Linked DNA regions of Homo sapiens: region 1 is linked to region 2. A link is an interaction called in ENCODE POLR2A ChIA-PET data of the cell type or tissue named here. Cell type or tissue: Caco-2. All regions are shown on one strand. Links, peaks and the distances in the headings refer to the core of each region. The heading gives the core; the rest is flanking DNA.

Region 1 (8,760 bases), core at 5,698-8,197, 160 kb after region 2:
GAGCACAGGGTTGGGGGTAAGGTCACAGATCAACAGGATCCCACGGCAGAAGAATTTTTCTTAGTACAGAACAAAATGGAGTCTCCTATGTCTACTTCTTTCTACACAGACACAGTAACAATCTGATCTCTCTTTCTTTTCCCCACATTTCCCCCTTTTCTATTCGACAAAACCGCCATCGTCATCATGGCCCGTTCTCAATGAGCTGTTGGGTACACCTCCCAGACGGGGTGGCGGCCGGGCAGAGGGGCTCCTCACTTCCCAGACGGGGAGGCCGGGCGGAGGGGCTCCTCACTTCTGGGACAGGGTGGCCGGGCAGAGACACTCCTCACCTCCCAGACGGGGTGGCAGTTGGGCAGAGACACTCCTCAGATCCCAGACGGGGTCGCGGCCGGGCAGAGACGCTCCTCACTTCCCAGACGGGGTGGCGGCCGGGCAGAGGCTGCAATCTCGGCACTTTGGGAGGCCAAGGCAGGCGGCTGGGAGGTGGAGGTTGTAGCGAGCCGAGATCACGCCACTGCACTCCAGCCTGGGCACCATTGAGCACTGAGTGAACGAGACTCCGTCTGCAATCCCGGCACTTCGGGAGGCCGAGGCGGCAGATCACTCGCGGTCAGGAGCTGGAGACCGGCCCGGCCAACACGGCGAAATCCCGTCTCCACCAAAAATACAAAAACCAGTCAGGCGTGGCGGCGGCGCCTGCAATCCCAGGCACTCGGCAGGCTGAGGCAGGAGAATCAGGCAGGGAGGTTGCCGTGAGCCGAGATGGCGGCAGTACAGTCCAGCCTCGGCTCAGCATCAGAGGGAGACTGTGGAGGGAGAGGGAGAGGGAGACGGGAGAGAGGGACACGGGGGAGAGGGAGACGGGGGAGAGGGAGACCGGGGAGAGGGAGAGGGAGAGGTAAAGTTTTTACAAAGTTTCATTGTAATACAGAAAATAAACTCTTGGTGTACCCTTGTAGAATTACACAGAAGAAAACCAACCATTCGATGCCTTTCTTCTTCCATTCCCAATCAGAAGGTTGTTTCTGACCCATTGAAATATTACCTACAAAGAAGACGGGAGCCTCCTGCAGCAGCCTCTAGTGATCTGAGAGCTGAACCAAGGTTTGAGGCCCATCTCCAGGTGGTCCTGAATATCCGTGCATCCTGGGACCTTGTTAGGATGAACTCACCAGAGGCGAGGCTCTGCGTTGCTCAATGCAGAGACTCTTACCCAGGGTGTCAGCCTCTGAAAGATACACGTGCCTGGGCCTCTTCCCTGAAGATGGACCCGGCAGGTCTGGAGGGAGGCCCCCGTGATGAATCCCGTGATGAGCCGCCGATCCGAGCTCAGGCTGCGTCATGGGACCAGCCACAAGGTTGCCTGACCTATAAAGGTCGCAGGAGTGCCTCAGGGACACAGAAGCAGTTACAGCTGCCAGGTAGGGGCTGGGGAGGGCTCCGAGCTGTGGCTGCAATTTGAAAACTGTGCGGAACCTCAGCAGGGGTGTGAGCTATCAGGAACCTGCCGCTGGACTACAGCGACCAGGAGAATACGGGTTCTGTGCATCCGATGTGGGGGACCAAGCAGAAAGGAAAAACCCTTGCTGAGCAGACTGTGCATTGGGCAGCCTGCCGGCCACTTTATACAGATTCTGTCATTCAGCTGGGGTCTCTCTGCTCCCTGATACTAACCACACCCACCAGACCATCTTCCCTCCAGCTGGGGAAACGTGCCACAGAGCCCTTTACCTTCCAGAGCCTCGGCCCATCTGGCTCTCCTCATCACCCTGGGCCAGGCCCATCACTCCTGTTTCATGCTTGAAGGCAGTGAGGTGGGTGCCGGGCTCCCCTCTCCCACAGGGTGCCAGCGTCTCAGGTGGGACCAAGCCCAAGCCCGTTTGTCCTCGGTCCATGCACTTCTCAGCCCAGCCCTGCCTCTCAACACCTTCCACTGGATGGAGAGCCGCCGCAGTGCTTAATAAAGGGCAAGGGCGGAGACGCGTGGAAGGGGAGGACTCTCCCGGACCTGCTTAAACCTCTCTCCGTTTTTCCCAGACTGATGCTGCCAAGTGTGGAGGAACAGCAGGGGTGGGCGATGCCCTCCTCCCCTCCTGCATCTGCCCTGCTCACTGCAGCAAAGGGTGGGCGGGCCAGGGTCACAGGAGAGGTACCCTGGAGGCAAGACCAGTGCTCGTGGGCATGAGGAGTCATTGAGTGGTGGGGAAATGCAGGGCCCTGGGACCCAGGCCGGGAGCCACTGCCATCCTGCTTTCCACATCCACAGGAGGGCAGCAGGGCAGGAGAGTGTCCCGCCCTGGACCTGAAGGAAGAGATGGACCTGGGCCAGGGCCTTCTGTGGACAAGGTGGGGAAAGCCAGGGAGACCCAGCAGGACGGGTGAGAGGAGTGCGCTTGGGGAAGGTGGCCCCTAGTGCCCGGCCTCAGGCAAAGTCTTTCTCTGTGGATCCAAGAAGTAGGTGGCATGATTGTGCCCAGTTTACAGACAGGCAAGCAGGGGCCTCGGCAGGCTGAGGCATTGCTGCAGGATGCAATGGGCCCTCCCCTGACTGCACAGCTGATGTTCTCAATTCCCTCTTGTTCCATCTTAGCAAGATGGGCCTTGGAGGGAAGTGGGGGAGTGAGGGAGAAGCAGGTGTGTGCCAGAGACCAACAACACCCACTGTGGGTCCCAGCCGTCCTGAGGTGGGTCAGCCCAGCGGACCGCAGGGACCGGGCTGGGAATGGCCGTGATTAGGGGACAGGTGATCCAGCCACAAGCCTGTGGTGGCCTTGGGATCCAGCTGGCCCAGGGGTGATTCCTGCCTTCACTGTCTTCAAGCAGTGGGATTTTGGACTTAGGTTTCCTCATCAGAAAAACCGGAGCAGTGGAGCCCACCACTCGTGTTGCCATCCTTTTACAGAAGTGCACAAAGGTGGGTGTGAGATTCCTGGCACATGGCCAGGTCTCCAGCGCCAGCTTCCATCTCCTCCTTAAAGTTATCCAAGCTGAAGCATGTACCGGTGCAGCCTGTATCACGACATTCAACGTGGCGAGGTTGTGGGCTGCCAACACAACTACGGTGGCATCAGAGTTTTTCTTCACGTGTGTTACTAAGGCAGAAGTCGGTCTCGTCGATGTTGTTTTGTTTCTGTGGTTGTTTTGAGACAGGGTCTTGCTCTGTGGCCCAGGCTGGAGTGTAGTGGCGTGATCACAGCTCACTGCAGCCTCAACCTTCCAGGCTCAGGTGATCCTCCCACTTCAGCCTGCTTCGTAGCTGGTGCCACAGGTGTGAGCCACCACACCCAGCTAATTTTTTATTTTTTGTAGAGACCAGGGTCTTCCCATGCTGCCTAGGCTGGTTTCGAATTCCTGGGTTCAAGTGATCTGCCTGCCTCGGCCTTGCAAAGTGCTGGGATTTCAGATGTGAGCTACTGTGACTGGCTGTTTTTTTTTTTTTTTTTTTGAGACAGAGTCTCACTCTGTCGTCCAGGCTGGAATGCAGTGGGGTGATCTTGGCTCACTGCAACCTCTGCCTCTCAGGTTCAAAGCGATTCTCATGCCTCAGCCTCCTGAGTAGCTGGGATTACAGGCACATGCCACCACACCCGGCTAAAAATATATATATATATATGTACTTTTAGTATAGATGGGGTTTCACTATGTTGATCAGGCTGGTCTTGAACTCCTGACTGGTTTTGGGAGTCTTTCTTCTTCTTGAGCTCTGTCTTCTGAAGTGGAACTCAGAATAATTGAACATTAACATAAAAAGTTATCTCTAGGCCGGGCGCAGTGGCTCACGCCTGTAATCCTAGCACTTTGGGAGGCCAAGGCAGGTGGATCACGAGGTCAGGAGATCGAGACCATCCCGGCTAACACAGTGAAACCCCGTCTCTACTAAAAATACAAAAAATGAGCCGGGCGTGGTGGCGGGCACCTGTAGTCCCAGCTACTCGGGAGGCTGAGGCAGGAGAATGGCATGAACCTGGGAGACGGAGCTTGCAGTGAGCTGAGATTGTGCCACTGCACCCCAGCCTGGGCGACAGAGCAAGACTCCGTCTCAAAAAAAAAAAAGTTATCTCTGGTTCTGGAAACAGCATTTTTTTGTTGTTAACATACAATTGTTGTAACATACAATTTGCCATTTTAACCATTTTAAGTGCACAGTTCAGTGGCATGAAGTATTAGACACTCACATTGTTGTACAAGCACCACCATCCATTCCATGACTTTTACATCATCCCAAACTGAAACTCTGTGCCTATTAAATACTTACTGTCCAATCCTCCCTTACCCCAGCCCCTGTCAGGCCCCATTCTATTATACTTTCTGTCTCTATGGATTTTATATCTCTGGGGATCTCATATCAGTGTAATCTTACAATATTTGCCCCTTGAGTCTGGCTTCACTGAGCAGCATATATTCAAAACCATTTTTTTTCATACTTTTTTGGCTTTTTGAGTAGACTGAGATAATTTCCAGTTATCTAAGAATATTTAAGTATTCTTATAAGTTACAATAGATGAAAAATATTTTAAGGGAAACCATTTTATCTTTCTCTTTAAAAAAGTAAAGGGGTGGCCAGGCGCGGTGGCTCACACCTGTAATCCCAGCACTTTGGGAGGCCGAGGCACGTGGATCACGAGGTTAGGAATTCAAGACCAGCCTGGCCAACACGGTAAAACCCTGTCTCTACTAAAAATACAAAAATTAGCCAGGTGTGGTGGTGGGCGCCTGTAATCCCAGCTACTCGGGAGGCTGAGGCAGGAAAATTGCTTGAACCTGGGAGGCAGAGATTGCAGTGAGCCGAGATCGCATCATTGCACCCCATCCTGGGAACAGAGCAAGACTCTCTCTCAAAAAAAAAAAAAAAAAAAAAAAAAGCAAAGGGGTGAGTTTTCAGTTTTGTAGAAAGTAAACAGTTTAGTTTTACCTTTAAAAGTAAAAAGTTTGATTTTCATAAATTGAACATTCATTAAAGTGATGTTATGTAATATCCAAGCAACTTGCTTGACCAAAGGTACGAATTACTTTGAATAATGCTAAATTTCTAATTATCATCCACCTCTTATTTCAGATACCCTATCATCTTTACTCTGTTGGAGAGGAGCTATAATGGTCTATATTAAAGTTACTGTTCAGACAGATGATTCCAACAAATTGCTTTCATTACTTTATCGGTAATTTTAAGCACTACACAACTTAGTTGTTTTTTTCTGGAAGAAAACTGGAATTAAAATCATTGATCCTTTAGAGAAATAAAACAAAGGAGAAGGGAGTGTACAAAATAAATAAGAAAAGAATTCTTACCATACTTTCCTGTATTCTTACTGAGAAATAAAAATGGGACATTGAGAAGCAAAATTAATCCCGATTAGGCTCGCTTTGGGACAAGCAACCACTTTGCATGATTACCCATCGTTAGGTGTGAAACGGAGCCAATGATCGCTCATTGTCGAGGAGAAAAGACCTGGAGACCACGGCTTATCCAGTCTCGCTCCTGACCTGCATCTGAACACCTGAAGGAAGAAACTTTAACAAGAAAAAGACTTCAAGTGACAGAGGAGACAAAAGTCTCAAAGGTGCAGAATTCAAGAACTCATGGTGTCTCAGGATGGGTGTGAAAGTAACAAATATGAGATCCCCTGACAACTAAACCCAGGCATGTCCAGGAATCCCGGGATGCGGTGAAAGTTTTCACAGTGGAGCTCACAGGAATCCCCAGATGCCGTGAAAGTTTTCTCAGCGGAGCTCACACCAGCATTGTCTGGAATATTAAATGTTGTTATGCTTTGAGATTGGCACTTATGCCATTCAAATTTTTTTATTAAGAAGTACAATGAAATTTAACTTATTCCATTTTTGACACCAATGTAATGACCAAATTAAACTAGATTTTCAAAAATAATCAGAGGCCCTGCCCCACAAACTCCTCCTGGGCACAGGAAGATGTGGGGCCAGTCAGTAGTGACTCCTCTTGGGTGCTGATCCACCATGCTGAATTCAGACCGGCGCCAGTCCCCTGAGCGCCTCCCAATTCCTATGTGATTTCCTGTCCCTAGTATATGAACATGTCAGCCTTGATGTGATCACACAAATTATGGGCCATGACGCATCTACCACTCTTGCCTGTTCTGAAGGGCTGCCTTTAGTTGTCTTGCAAAGAGCACTTACACCTCTTCCCTACGGCACAGAAGCCCTGGGTCTGGGGTGACAGGGGCAGAGACCTGCCTGTCCTCCAGCCACCCAAGACCATGCTTCTGTCTGTAGGTTCCCCCAATAAAACACCCTTTACTGACAGATTTCATTGGTCTGGCTTATTCTTTGGTTTCTCAGCTCCTTCGGCGTTTGAGGGCCATGTTGCATATGTGGCCCTTTCCCGGAACAGGAGACAATGTTCTACGTCACGTTCCAGGACAAATGGCCTGGCAGAGCATGGCAGATGATCTCAGGGGGCGTTTGAGCAGGACCTCACTCTCCATAGCTCTCCTTCCCGGTGACAGGAGTCATGCGGGATAGATGGCCTTGCACGGGGCACTTTTCACTCTGCGAGTGCTCACGCCTTATGCTCTTCATTTTGTTAGTGCTCGTCAGCTAAAATAGCAGGTTAACTAATTCTTTCAGCATCTGCTGAGCACCACGCTATGCCTGAGGAGAGAAAGGTCGATAACTGATGATAACTGATCATCCAACAGGTTCACGTTCAGGTGGGAGACAGACATTGAGATGAACGACTCAGAAACCTGCTACACTGGGAGCTTTTACAAAAGCTTGGACCCCACTCCAAACCAACTGAGTCAAAATGTCTGGAGAAAGGCTGCCTGGGAAGTGCTATTTTATTAGTATTATTATTTGAGACAGTCTCACTCTGTCACCCAGGCTGCAGTGCAGTGGCATGATGGGAACTCATTGCAGCCTCAACCTCCCGGGCTCAAGCAGTCCTCCTACCTCAGCTTCCTGAGTAGCTGGGACTACAGGTGTGGGCCACCATGCCCAGCTAATTTTATTTTTTTGTGTTTTTTTGTAGAGATGGGGTCTTGCTATGTTGCCTAATCGTCTCACCTTGGCCTCTCAAAGTGCTGGAAGTACAGGCGTGAGCCACCACGCCCAGCCTGGGGAAGTGCTATTGGTTAAAAAAAAATTCCCTAAGTGAGTTTAATCTGTAACCGGGGTTGAGAAATACTGCTGTGGAAAAATAACTAAGCTTTACTAAGTGGTGCCATTAGGAATGCTAAGTGGGGGAGTGATTAGTGATAACCGAGCCGGAACCCAGGCAGGTGTAGGGAGAGATGGCATCTGAGAATGACTAAGAGGGGGCCAAACATGGGGTGGGGCAGAAGATTCCAGACCAAGGGACCAGGGAGGTTAGAGAATGGCCTGCGGAGGGGCAGAAAGTGACGTTTCTGCCATTGAAGAACTCTAGGGGCTGGGTGCAGTGGCTCACACTTGTAATCCCAGCACTTTGGGAGGCCAAGGCAGGTGGATCACCTGAGGTCAGGAGTTCAAGACCAGCCTGGGCAACATGGCGAAACCCCATCTCTACCAAAAATACAAAAATTAGCCAGGTGTGGTGGTGGGTGCCTGTAATCCCAGCTACTGGGGAGGCTGAGGCAGTAAAATCACTTGAACCTGGGGGTCAGAGGTTGTGATGAGCCTGGATCACACCATTGCACTCCAGCCTGGGAGACGGAGCAAGACCCTGTCTCAAAGGAAAAAAAAAAAAAAAAAAAAGAACTTTAGGACCAATCCCTGGGGAGATGGTCACCTAGGTAATTCTGGACCTGTGGGGATAGCGACTGAAGACACGTGTGCACAGCATGGGCCAGTAACTTGGAGGAGCAAGGCTGTTTGCCCTCGGAGGCCCAGCTTGAGTCACCACCCTCAGGTAATAGCTCTTTCTAGCACCAAAATGACACTCATTAATAATTCACACTTCCTGGTTCTGTGTCTACAGCAGTTGGCTCTGGCTTTGGGTTTGTCATTTCAGGTCTCGGTGCAACAATTCTTCTGAACTGTCTTTGCAGGAAGACCTCATTTTTTTGCCCCCACTCCCTTATTTCCCCCCAGTTTTTTTCACTTAGGGGCCAATGAATCCAAGATTTCTTTGGAAAGAAAGGTGGAGGGAGGAATGCAGGATAGGTGTTTATGAGTCTGTGTGTAGGTGAGGGTGTGGCCAGGGTGTCACCTGAAGCACCCATTTGCAAACCCACAATTTCAAGTCTTGGGGTTGGCCTCCTAGCTGTTGCCTCCTCCTCATTCATCCCATCCCTCCAGCACTGTGAAGCAGCTGTGCTCGCAGTGGGTCAGGGGTAGGTCCTGGTTATTTGAGGCGAAGACAATTTCATTCCCCTTGGACACTTACTAGTTTGGTGATGTGCACTGACCTCGGGCCTAAGCCAATCATCTCAGGGACTCTGCTACTTGCGTGACAGACTGGGCAGGAGTGGGCACGTGACTTAGCTGGCACGTCACTGTGAAGTCTCTCCTTCTGCTTAGATGTGAAGGAAGAAACTTGCAGGCCCTGGAGTTCTGGCAGTCGTTTCACTTTTGAATGCACTGGGAGGGGCACCAACACATTACATTATCATTTATTCAGTCTATGGTAGATTATTTCCAAAGATAATCCCCCATAAATTCTCTGTATGATAATCCCTCATAAGGATTAGGAGTTCTCATAATCCCTCATAAGGATCCCTGTCTGTACATGGGATCCTCCCATCAAGGAGTGAAATCTACGTTCTTATCCCTTGAATCTAGGCTGGCCTTGGAATTTATATT
Region 2 (11,850 bases), core at 4,095-6,594:
ACAGCGGTTTCTAGAATTCCAGTCAAGTTATGCTGATACAAAGTCGTAGCTGGACGGACAAGTTCTGGTCTTAACAAATTTTTTAAAAATTAAAGAAAATATTACTTCAATTCTTAATGAACTTTAAAAAACGTATAAACTATTAAAAGTAAGAGTTCAAATTATAAAAACTCAAAAGACAAATGGGACCAATACAATAATGCGGCAACAAAAGCTTCAGAGCATTAACTGCAAACAGGGCTTACTAATTATTGTGGAGTTACATTTCTTTAAAATCTGAAAAATACTGATTTTGGCCAGGAACATTTGCTCAAGCTTGTAATCCCAGCACTTTGGGAGGCCAAGGTGGGAGGATCACCTGAGGTCAGGAGTTTGAGACCAGCCTGGCCAACATAGTGAAATCCTATCTCTACTAAAAATACAAAAATTAGCCCAGCATGGTGGCGGGCACCTGTAATCCCAGCTACTTTGGAGGCTGAGGCAGGAGAATCGCTTGAACCCAGGAAGCAGAGGTTGCAGTGAGCCAAGATCGTGCCACTACACTGCCTGGGTGACAGACAGAGCGAGACTCCATCTCAAAAAAAAGAAAAAAAAAGAACTGATTTTGATTCAGCTTAAATTGAAAGTACTTAAATGTGCTATACATGTTAACAAAGTTTTCAAACTTCAGACTGGCCTATGAGTAGCATGAGCTGATATAATTTCCTTTTAGACCCAATGGGAAGAGGAGAGGCCTCCATCAAATCAAAGCAATTAGGTACATGGATGTCATGATTCTAAAGGGCCAAGAAACACTACACTTTCAGCAAGCATTTCTTGAGGGTTACTGATATCTGCTTTTATAAATATGAAGCTAACACGTCTCTAATCGGGGGTGACCAAGTTAGGAACACCACTAATCAACTCAGGTAGACGTGTAAGCTCTACAAAACACAGGGCAGAGACAAGGTGAAAAAGACACACAACGTCAAATAAACCTAAAAACTAGGAACTTAAAATACGACATTGAGGAGAAATGAATTTTTCATTTTATAGCACGCATGTGATACTTTCAACATTAAGATTGGGCACAAGGCGAATGCGTTCAGCCGGCTCTATGATGTGACCTATGACACCATCAGTGTCCTCCAAACCTCACTTTGGCTCCTCATCTCCATCTGCACCAACTGACCCACATACACACCCCATGCCCCCATGGCATTAGAGAACATTTCCCCTTTAAAAGCTCATCACCACTCATACTTCAAACAGGTGTTGACCTCATCACAACCAGCATTTACTGTACTAGTGAACTTTCTTTTCTTACAAATGTGTTAGCAGGCATCAGCTATGACTAAGGCATGAGCATGTCACAAGCCAGCTATGGCTGTGTACGCCTCAAAAAGCCACATGAGTTTTCACACGGGAGACTGGCTTCTGGCTAGAAGGTAGGATGTAAGAGCCTGCATGTCTCAAACAGTGCTTCTCAATGTGTAGTCCCCACAAACGCAGCATCACCAGCAGCTGGAACTGGCTGGAAATGCAAATCCTCTACCCCACACCTGAGAATCTCATTCTCTGAAGTGGGCCCACAAGCTACTGCAGCAAGCTTTCTAGTCTGTGATACACTGAAACTTGAGGACCTGAGGCCTAAAACAATTGCTTGGGGAGCACTGGCAGGGTTTAAAGGTAAGTTACTATTTTGTGTCTTAAAGGGAACATTTATCTTACTTTAAGTGTCCTAAAAGGAACACCAGAAAAGAAGTTTCATTCTTCTAAACACTTGGGTGAAAATCTCCAGGCCCAGGCTGTGGACCCCTGGGATGCTCATGCCCAGGCTCACGCTGCCTGGGCCGGGGTCTGCACTGTCTCTAGACCTAGAAGCACAGCAGGCTCTGGTCCAGAACTTGTGGAGAAGGACATACATTTAACTCTGGAAGGGAAGATGCCATGAGAAATGTCAGGGAGCAAAATGAAAAGGTCATAGTTTCATTTTTAGGTGAACATTAACTACAAATATAAAAGTAAAATTCAACTTTAAAATATATATTTTATTTTTCAGCTTTATTTCAAACTCAAGCTAAAGTTAAGTGTGATTTGACCAACTCCTCATACATGAAGACTGTAAGCCCCACAGTTTTGGAAAGAAATGCCAGTTTCTCTTATGAATAAAGCACAGAACATGACAATGATGCTCTGCTGATAACCAGAGAAAAATGAAGGGGCTTTACCTTTTGAAAATTTTACATTCTTTTCAGATTTTATTTTAAAAAGTATGCTCGAAGAATTCAACTCATTTTCTTTTAATATAATTTATTCTTTTAAATACAAGATTCCTTATCATGTCAAATATATTACTTATTTATAGAAATCAAAATAGTGCCTTACTTTAGCAAGTCCATTAAGTGCCTTATAAAGTCTCCTTGACCAAGAAGCAGGTACCGCCTCATTGCCTGCATGTGGTCCAGCAAGCTGTACTTTTTATTGAGAACATCCAACAGGTATTTGCTGGTCTCAAAATAAGCAGCATCAATCTTCCCCTGAAATGCATTTTCCAAGTCTGTGAATAGGTCTGCAGCTGTAAAGAACAACAGGGAAGAGCACACATGCATATGTAATTTGTATTTCCACAGAGGAGAAATGAAGGCACATACATCCAGACTCAGGGCCAACCACTGCCTGTGGCATCAGTAACAGACTGACCGCAGGCACAGACAGCTGGACATTCCACAAAGGAGACCAGAGCCCTAAGACCACACACATGAAAACAATTCTGCCAGCTGGGTTCACAGCAGACACCTACATGTGTGTCTTCATGATTTCCAAATCCCTTAATACACTGTAACTAACCGTAAATCTCACCAAAACACACTGGTAATAGGGCAAGTCAGTGCTGAGTCACCCGTCCATACCCATAAGATGTTTCCATAAATTAGTCTTAAGACCAAAACAGCACATGCAAATAAGCTTTGTGAATTGTACAACTCGCAAAAGTTGAGTAGTAGTATCATGCACCATAGAGTGAACTCTACGGAGATTGGTGGAGATGTCTAGGGGACAAAACCAGATTGTCACCAATAAAGACGCCTGACTCTAAGCAGTAACATAGCGGAAGAAAGCATTTCCATAGCTTTCTATTGAGAAGAAATTGCAGGTGGAGACTATACACATAACAGAGCTTCTTACAGTGCTGATTTACATCTGCAAAGCACAAAACCATTTTTAAAACTTATATGAATACTTCATTTCATTAAACCCACAATAATACTTAAGCTAGACAATAACCCCAGTGGGAGGAACAACCTCAGACTGAGAGAAGGAGGCAAAACGCTAGCTGAAGACTAAGCAAGGACAAGAAAGGCGAGATCTTCTGATTCAGAGTTTAAGTCTCTTTCCACTATCTGAGTTACCCAGTTTAAATATACCAGAAGACTCTTAAGATTTGTTTGTCCTTCCGAATAAGAAAGCAGTTAAGACAGGCCTATTTTAGTGTTGCTATTATTCCAATTTCACACTAGTAGCAAACAACTAAGATGCTCCCAGTGAAGAAACTGTAGTTATCTGAGGATGAGTGAGGTCTGCCTGGAGTCACGACACCACGGAACCCCTTGATGAGCTCACCACAGTCCTGTTTTAAGGGCATGGGGTTCTATTTCCATTGATCTACGTAGTTTTAATGACATAAAGATTTTTCTCTAGAAATGTTTTCATTACACCCTTGTTTGAGTCATTAAAAATTTTCATTCCAAAGAGAAGGTTTGAATCAGTCTTAGCCCAAAGCAGCCTATGAAGACACAGAACCCAGAGCCTCCTCGGAACTCTCTTTGCTCCTTCAGGGTTGAGGCATCTCTCGTGCTCAGTTTTTAAATTTTCACTATTTATTCTTTATTCACACTTTTAAATCTTCATAACTTTTTCACAGATAAAAATGAATTTGACATGTTCTCCTGTTTTTTGACCATTACTAGGAGTCTTTTAGGATTTGCATCTTCTGTCTTCCCAGTTATACTATAAATACTCAACAGCAGAAACTTTGCTCTCCGCAGACCCTGGCAGCCATGGACAGGACGACGGGGACCACAGGAGTCGTCACAGAGAAGCAGCAGCGTCAGCAGCAGCAGCGCCCCGTCACCCTCAGCATCTGCAGGGGACCAATCCCACGACCCCCACAGACACCAAAATTCCCTGATGCTCAAGTCTCTTCTACAAAATGAAGCAATATTTGCACCTAACCTACACACATCTTCCCATATACGGTAAATCATCTCTAAATTACTTATAATATCTAGCGCAATGTACATGCTATGCAAATAGCTGTTAAATTGTCTTGGTTTTTTGTGTATTTTTTTAGTGGCTGCCTTTTTTTAAGTGTTTTTGATCCTCAGTTGATTGAATCTGCAGATGTGGGGCGGTGGGTACAGGGGCCGCCAGCAGCACAGCAGACGCGGTGCTCACACAAGCAGCAGCAACCTTCATGGAGAGCCTCCGGCACAGCAGGCGCATGGGGACGCCCTGTCCCAGGCACAGCCCATGTGTGCGCCGCCTTCTCTAGGAACTATGAAAGGTCACAACTCGAACACAACTGCTCTCCTGGTTCTTCTTCCTTCCACCTCTTCAGTGTAGAAGCATTTCCCCAAAATCTATATTGGATCACATCTATCTCTATTCCAGGAACAATCTGGGGTCTATGTACCCCCCCACAAAAAAATACATGTAAAATTATGTCTGAATGCTTTAGGGTGAGAGGGCCCATGGCTCTCACATGCCTGGAAAGGGTGTCTCCCCTGGACCACACGGGAGCTCTTGCTACACCATCCTGCCTTGTCCTGAGTTACCATGGTGAGATAAGTGCTTCCAAAATCTCTATATTCGGCCCTGACTTTTAACCAGAGTTTCAGTATAGCATTTCCAATACATGCTGGAAGCTTCCACTAGTAAGTCCTCTCAGCTACTGAAAACCAAATTGCCCGAAATGACATTCCTCTCTCAGTGCTATGCTCTCCCGAAATCCCCTGCTGCCCTTCCGACTTGGCCTCACGAGCTCAGAGTTCTAGTGCCATCACTGACTCTTCCTGATCCCCAGCCCTCCTGTCCAGAGAGCCAAGTCCTGTTAAGAGAACATCTGTCATTCCAGTAACACCTGTAGCTAAAACCATACCCAGTAACCTATCCTGCTTCCTACATGAGGTCCTAGTCTGTCTCTCTTTAGTCTGTCACATTATTAAATAATAACTTTTTATTTTCACTACAATCTTTAGATAAGTCTAATTCGTCCTATTTCTCTTCTGCACTTCCATGCACATTATTCCTTTGTCCTGGGCTGCGCAATAACCCACAACCAAATTCTCCTCCTTCTCCATGGCCAGTGCAATTCCTGCCTCTTTCCAAAGCCTTCCTGTTGAGCCTTGCCTGAAAATACCCAAAGCGCTTCACCTGCACATCTCACGTCCCTGATCACTTTCACCTTTATTACTGACTACTGGTTATTTTACTACACATCTCCTCTCCAAGACCAGACTAATAAGCTCATGAAAGGAACAGTCATGGTGAAGTCATTGTCTCTTTCCTGTAGCTACCACAGTGTCCTACGCAAAGTAAATCTTTTGAATGAACCATGACAATATAAATAGCAAATACAGCCAAAACTGGAGAGCTATAAATATAAGTTAGCCATACACAAAACATCATGAAATTACTGAGGGTGGGGCAGGCGGCAAATGGGGAAAAGGAAGAGAACGAGGGAAAGCCTCAGCACTTCCCACAGGCTGAACGCTCATGCGACATTCTGAATGCAATAAACACAATAAGTGCAATAAGTCCTGGCTCTTCTCCAAACAAAGCCTTTGCATCCCAAAGAATAGGCTACCATTAGCAATATTTTTTCTGTTATTTCTTATTTTGGCACACTGCCACTTTATCATTTTAAAACAGCTATACCTATTCCAACACTTACTGTATAACTGTATAAAAAGGAAATTAAAAATTTACACAGTACTATATATATACATACATAATACTATGTATTAAGGTGTATCAGAGAGTAATTCTAATAATCTATAAATCCTATGGTACAAAAAATACTTTTAAGTAATCTGTAATATCAGCACATCATCATCACCTCCACTATCATCACCGCTATCACCATCATCATATCATTACTATCACCATCCATCACAATTATCATTGTCATTACTATCATCACATCACCATCATCATTACCACCATCATCACCATCACTATCATCACCACCATCACTGCCACCACCACGCCATCATCACCACCATCATCACCACCCATCCCCATCATTATCACTATCATTACACCATCACCATCATCACCACCATCATCACCATCAACATCATCAACACCATCACTGCCACCACCATGCCATCATCATCGCTGTCATCACCACCCATCCCCATCATCACTATCATCACACCATCACCATCATTACCACCATCATCACCATCAACATCATCACCACCATCACTGCCGCTACCACGCCATCATCACCGTCGCCACCCATCCCCATCATTATCACTATCATCACACCATCACCATCATCACCATCAACATCACCACCATCACTGCCACCACCATGCCATCATCACCACCCATCCCCAACATCATCACATCACCATAATCACACCATCACCACATCATCACCATCATCATCATCACCATCATCACTACCACCAGCACACCATCATCACATCCCCATCATCCATCCCCAACATCATCACATCACCATCATCACACCACCATCATTACCCCCATCATCATCACCATCAACATCATCACCACCATCACTGCCACCACCACGCATTCATCATCGCCATCATCACCACCCATCCCCAACATCATTATCATCACATCACCATCATCCCCATCATCACACCATCACAATCACTACGTCATCAACATCACTGTTACCATGAGTATCACCATCCTCACATCATCATCAACATCACACCATTGCCATCATCACCACCCCACCAGCATCATCATACCGTCCTGGGGTGACTCTGCAGACTTGGTCACAGCTATCATCTTTGTAGTGGGAGTCTGATCATGACAAACTTGGTGCAAGAAATTTATTGATTTTCCTATCAAAAGGACCTAAAAAGAAAAACATTCTATGATTACTTTTATGTAAATTTAAAACGACTGCCCAAATCTACAAATATTCGTAAGCTACAAATTGGCTATTGATTGAAAACTAACAAGAGCATCTGCTACAGTATGGAGCGAATTCTAGTAACTCAAAGATATATTGAACACATACTATACTGATGTATTCAATTAACATGCACTTACTTCATCTCCAGAACGTTAACAATCTCAAAACGCATGAAATTTTAACTGAAAATTGGTTTTGTCACATAATCTAAGTATACATAGCCATAAAACATCAAAATCACAAAAATCTCTTCTAATCCTACCTTCCTAGACTGATCCATCGTCATAAACGAAGGAATCATCGATTTCCTCAAAGTATACTTGTCGTGCCACAGTCGATCTGTTTTAACTGTTGGATCTGATGCTACAAAAAACTGAAAGCAAAGGGGCATGGAAATGTTCAAGAGTGATATTTATGGCAAAATATTAACCAACAGCAACATCAAAGAGTAAGTTATTCTAGAAAGCCAAGTTCTCCAGACACAGGGAGTCTTACCTATTTATACAATAAAACTTGTATGAAACACAGAAATCTCTCTAAATTGAACTATGTATTTCCTAAACTTTTAAAACTAAAGTATAACAAAAACAAGTTATGTCTTCCTTGGAGATTCAGAATGTCCATTAGTGCCTCTGCAGCATAATACTGAGGCTTCCTGGGCCACACGGAGCTCTTCCTCAGTAACGGTGCAGGCTTTTGGGGTTCCCCTCCCTCACAGGCAGCAGCTGTGTGTCTCCTCCCATCAGTCTGCCTGCCCTTGCAGTCTCTCTTTTGCAAAGCCCCAAAGCCTGGAACACAGAGGTGCCCAGGCCGGCGTCCTCTGTTCACAGACAAGTCCCAAGCTCTATGGGCAGACCTTGCTGTACATGTACCCATGTGTACAAGGGGCCAGCACCAGCCAGGTGGCACTGTAGAAGTGACCCCTGTGTGGCTCCCCCAGGAACCATCTGTGCTCAGGAGCTTTCTTCCTCACTGGCATGCAGCTCCCCTGCCCTGACCCTGACGGGCACCTACATCACTGCCGTTAGAAAGGAAACTGAGCAGTAAGGAGAAAATTCAATTGCTGTTGCTTCCAGTTTATTTGCCACTACAACAATGCAGCCATTCTCATTTTTCAATCATACACCCTAATAGAATTGCACTTTTATTTCTATAAACTTGTTTTATAAAAGCACAACTGCTGAATTAAAGTAGCTTTTAGTTTTTATAGACAATGCCAGGTTTCCTTTCCACACAGCTGTGTAGACTGACGCTCCCACGGGCAAGATGTCCTGTTTTTGCATCCTGGCTCATTTTAGATTTTGCCAGTCAGGTGGAATCATGGTTATCCTATATTGCTGTCATTAACCAAAAATGAAGCCGAGCATATTTTCATAGTTCTAATTGCCATTTGCTTTTCTTCTCCTGTGAATGGTCTTTTCATGCCCTTGACCCATCTTGCTATTCATTTTGTTCTCTCATCAATATACAAAAATTCTTTGTACATTAGGAATAGTGACCATTTGTGAATCATTAAATATTAGAGATTTAATTTTTCCAAGTTAATCATTTGCCATTGTTTATAGTATGGTCCATATTTTAGTTCTGATCTATTTTTTTGTTATATGTAGATAAATGTCAGTCTTCCTTTATGGTTTCTGAGTTTCCTGTCTTCCTAAGATCTTCCCATTCCTAGATTATGAAAATATTGTCCATCATGTTCTTTCAGTATTTCTATTGAGTTATTTTTATTACCTAGATCTGTTTTTTTTTCTTTTTGAGACAGGGTCTCACTCTGTGGCCCAGGCTGGAGTACACTGGCATGATCTTGGCTCACTGCAACGTCTGCCTCCCCAGCTCAAGCCATCCTCCCACCTCAGCCTCCCAAGTAACTGGGACCACAGGAGCACACCACCATGCCTGGCTAATTTTTTGCATTTTTGGTAGAGACAGGGTTTCACCATGTTGCCCAGGCTGGTCTCAAACTCCTGAGCTCAAGCGATCTGCCTGCCTCAGCCTCCCAAAGTGCTGGGATTACAGGTAGGAGCCACCATGCCTGGCCTATTACCTAGATCTTTAATTCCTCTGGAACTTGGTATAATCCTGGCACACAGTATGTTATAAGGGGGAAGTCTACGTCTTCTCCTGGATGGCATTTTTTTCTTTACTGGCCGAGCCGGCCCCATTTAATGAATACACCATCCTTTCCTCTGAGCTAAGGATGCCTCATCAGGAATTGTTAATATCACCAGAATTAATTATATCAACAGATTAAAAGAGGAAATCATTTGACTATATCAAAAAATGCTGAGGAAGCATCTGATAATGCCTCTATTTACATTCTCCAATGATGACCAATTCGTTTTTTATGATCATGAGAGCGTGGATTTAAGCGTGTCCAGTGCTTCCTCCATCACAGTTATGCTCTTCCTGGGGCTCCCCATCTCCTATGTGGGGAGGGGGAGCCTCTTCAAGCCGCTCCTGCGTCCTTCACCCTGGACCCCAGTGGTCTGCCCTACTTTTCTGCTATAGATGGTGCTCTAGGCTTAGCTCTGTCTCTCCCAATACCTAGAATCAGCCACTTCTCCAAGGAGCCCTACTTCCTTTGAGGGAGAAATGGTACCGGGACCATGACCTCAGCACTTGGCAGTATTTTCAATTAAAAGCCAGAAGGCCTAAGACTCAGCACTGCCCTGTGATGCATGGCAGCTGAGTTCTCCAGTCAGACTGTAAAACACATTTCAGTCGTATCACACCCAAAGTGCCTTTTTGGTGATCTTTCCATAAATTCCAAATATCTTTAAAAATTACATAGCAATACAAAATTAACGATCTCTTAGCAAAATGTAATGGTCAAAAGTAACCCAAGAAGCAAGAGAGAGAAGACCCTGAAAACGGTATCTTCAGAAGAAACTGGAAATATAAAATGCTACCACTAAGGCACAGGGTTACTAACACTTTTTAAGACATAATTCTCAGGTTGCTTAACGTATTCTAGGCCACAGAAATACACATAGGATGGCCTCAGTTGATTTCATGAAACTGGCATAACACTAGCACATGTGATTAGAAAAATACCAAAAATATTACAGGACAGTCTCATTTGTGAATATGAATAAACTCTAAATAAAATGTTATACTTGCATTACTGGAATAAAATATTCTTCGTCAGCATATATTATACTTCTAATATGCTATGCTAAATGTCTTAAAAATAAGGGAATATATAAATGAATTACAAAATATTACCATGTAGTCATTAAAAATAGATTGTTCTTAACTACCACAGCCCTTTCCAACAATCTGATGAAAAGTATAGTTCTTCCCAGGAAAAAATCGCATATACAACTGACCCTTGAATCACACCAATTTGAACTGTGCAGGTCCACTTATAGGTGGATGTTTTCCAACCAACGGCGCACACAGAAACTTAGCATCCTCGGGGTGTGAAACGCACTTGTGCGGGAGGCCCGCTTTCTCAACCCACAGCTTCCACCGGCCGACTGCAGGACATGAGTATGTGTGGATTTTGGGATCCACAGGGGTCCTAGAACCAATTCCCCTCGTAATCCATGGGACGATTATATTCACAAAATAGAGTTTCAGAGATCATTTTAATAAGCCTTGGTGTCAAAAAAAAATTTAATGGCATAAAATAATGTTCATTATTTACTTGAACAAGTTGACAATATACTACGCATACGATACACACAAATACACAGAAAAAATCAGTATATACAAATATTAACAGAATGTGTCTGGTCCTGACAGGGTTACTGGAGAATTTTAACTTTATCCTCTGTATGTGCTTATGTGATCAACATTGTTTAAACTGCAAATATTTTTCTATTAGAAAAAAAACACTGTTTAATAAAAGAATCAAGTAATTCTAGCCAAATACTGAACACATGCTACCAGTAAATTGTTGTTTTTTAAATAACGTCATTTTCCCAGGGCAACCAACCAAAAATGAATTTTTTTCTTTCACAGAAATCTACTTCCAAGAGTAAGTATTTCAGGAAACAAAATTTTAATGATGTCAAAATCTTCTATTTGATCCTTTTAAGGGCCAGACACTATCAATTATGTACAGCCAATCTCCTGGTAAGTAGGCACATGAATAAGTGCCAACATTTTTATGACCATAGGGAAGAGGCTGCTACGTTTATTTTCAACTAAAATGTCTTATCTTTAAGTATCAATGTAAATGACTGAAGCATTCACTGATCTATTTTAGCCTTTTGAGATCTATATTGCCCTTCAGGGGTAAACAGCAGTACTATCACGGAGGCGTCATCGACTTAACCTAGACTTCAATTGTCCATGACAGAAATAAGCCCCCGTTGAGTAATCTCGGCAGTGACGAAGTCACCGCGCTCATGCTGGGACTGCTCTGTAGCTTGCCATGCTACAGATTAGATTAACTGCATATAAATTGTATGTCTGTTATTCAGTTAGACAGAAGAGCTCGTTTCTACAGACAACACACTAATTTATCCTAATAGTTGGAGTACAGCCGGATTTTTATCAGTATGAACAATAAAGAAAATGTAAGCCATAAAAAACCTCAGGCAATTCAGGCATGTTTAGAAGTTATGAAAGCACTGCTTCATCTAAGGGCAAAGGAGCATGCAATCACTCCAGCAGCAAACATCTCGTAGCAAGCACACAGCTTGGGTACGCTTTAGAATATAATTAATTCTGTGAAAAAT

Evidence for each region. Peaks named below come from ENCODE experiments on the same cell type or tissue, not always from the same donor. Only the 100,000 strongest peaks of a DNase experiment are listed, where the experiment ranks them.
Region 1: POLR2A ChIA-PET joins it to region 2 with 11 read pairs; 2 of 35 experiments call an interaction of 5 or more read pairs at or near these places.

Annotation. Positions count from the first base shown.
Region 1 is chr13:112,678,215-112,686,974 of GRCh38, forward strand. ATP11AUN (ATP11A upstream neighbor lncRNA) reads left to right here. Exons shown (of 3, transcript NR_164109.1): 2 at 963-1,424; 3 at 5,060-6,283. LOC102725228 (a long non-coding RNA gene) reads right to left here. Exons shown (of 2, transcript NR_187633.1): 2 at 8,555-8,760. Among named protein-coding and RNA genes, the nearest start is that of ATP11A, 7.4 kb to the right of the region's middle. In Caco-2, for the core only: no CTCF peak of the experiment used is centred there; DNase peaks (open chromatin) are centred at 7,237 and 7,817.
Region 2 is chr13:112,519,953-112,531,802 of GRCh38, forward strand. TUBGCP3 (tubulin gamma complex component 3) reads right to left here. Exons shown (of 22, transcript NM_006322.6): 12 at 7,422-7,532; 13 at 6,990-7,098; 14 at 2,368-2,557; 15 at 1-69. Among named protein-coding and RNA genes, the nearest start is that of TUBGCP3, 62 kb to the right of the region's middle. In Caco-2, for the core only: no CTCF peak of the experiment used is centred there; no DNase peak of the experiment used is centred there.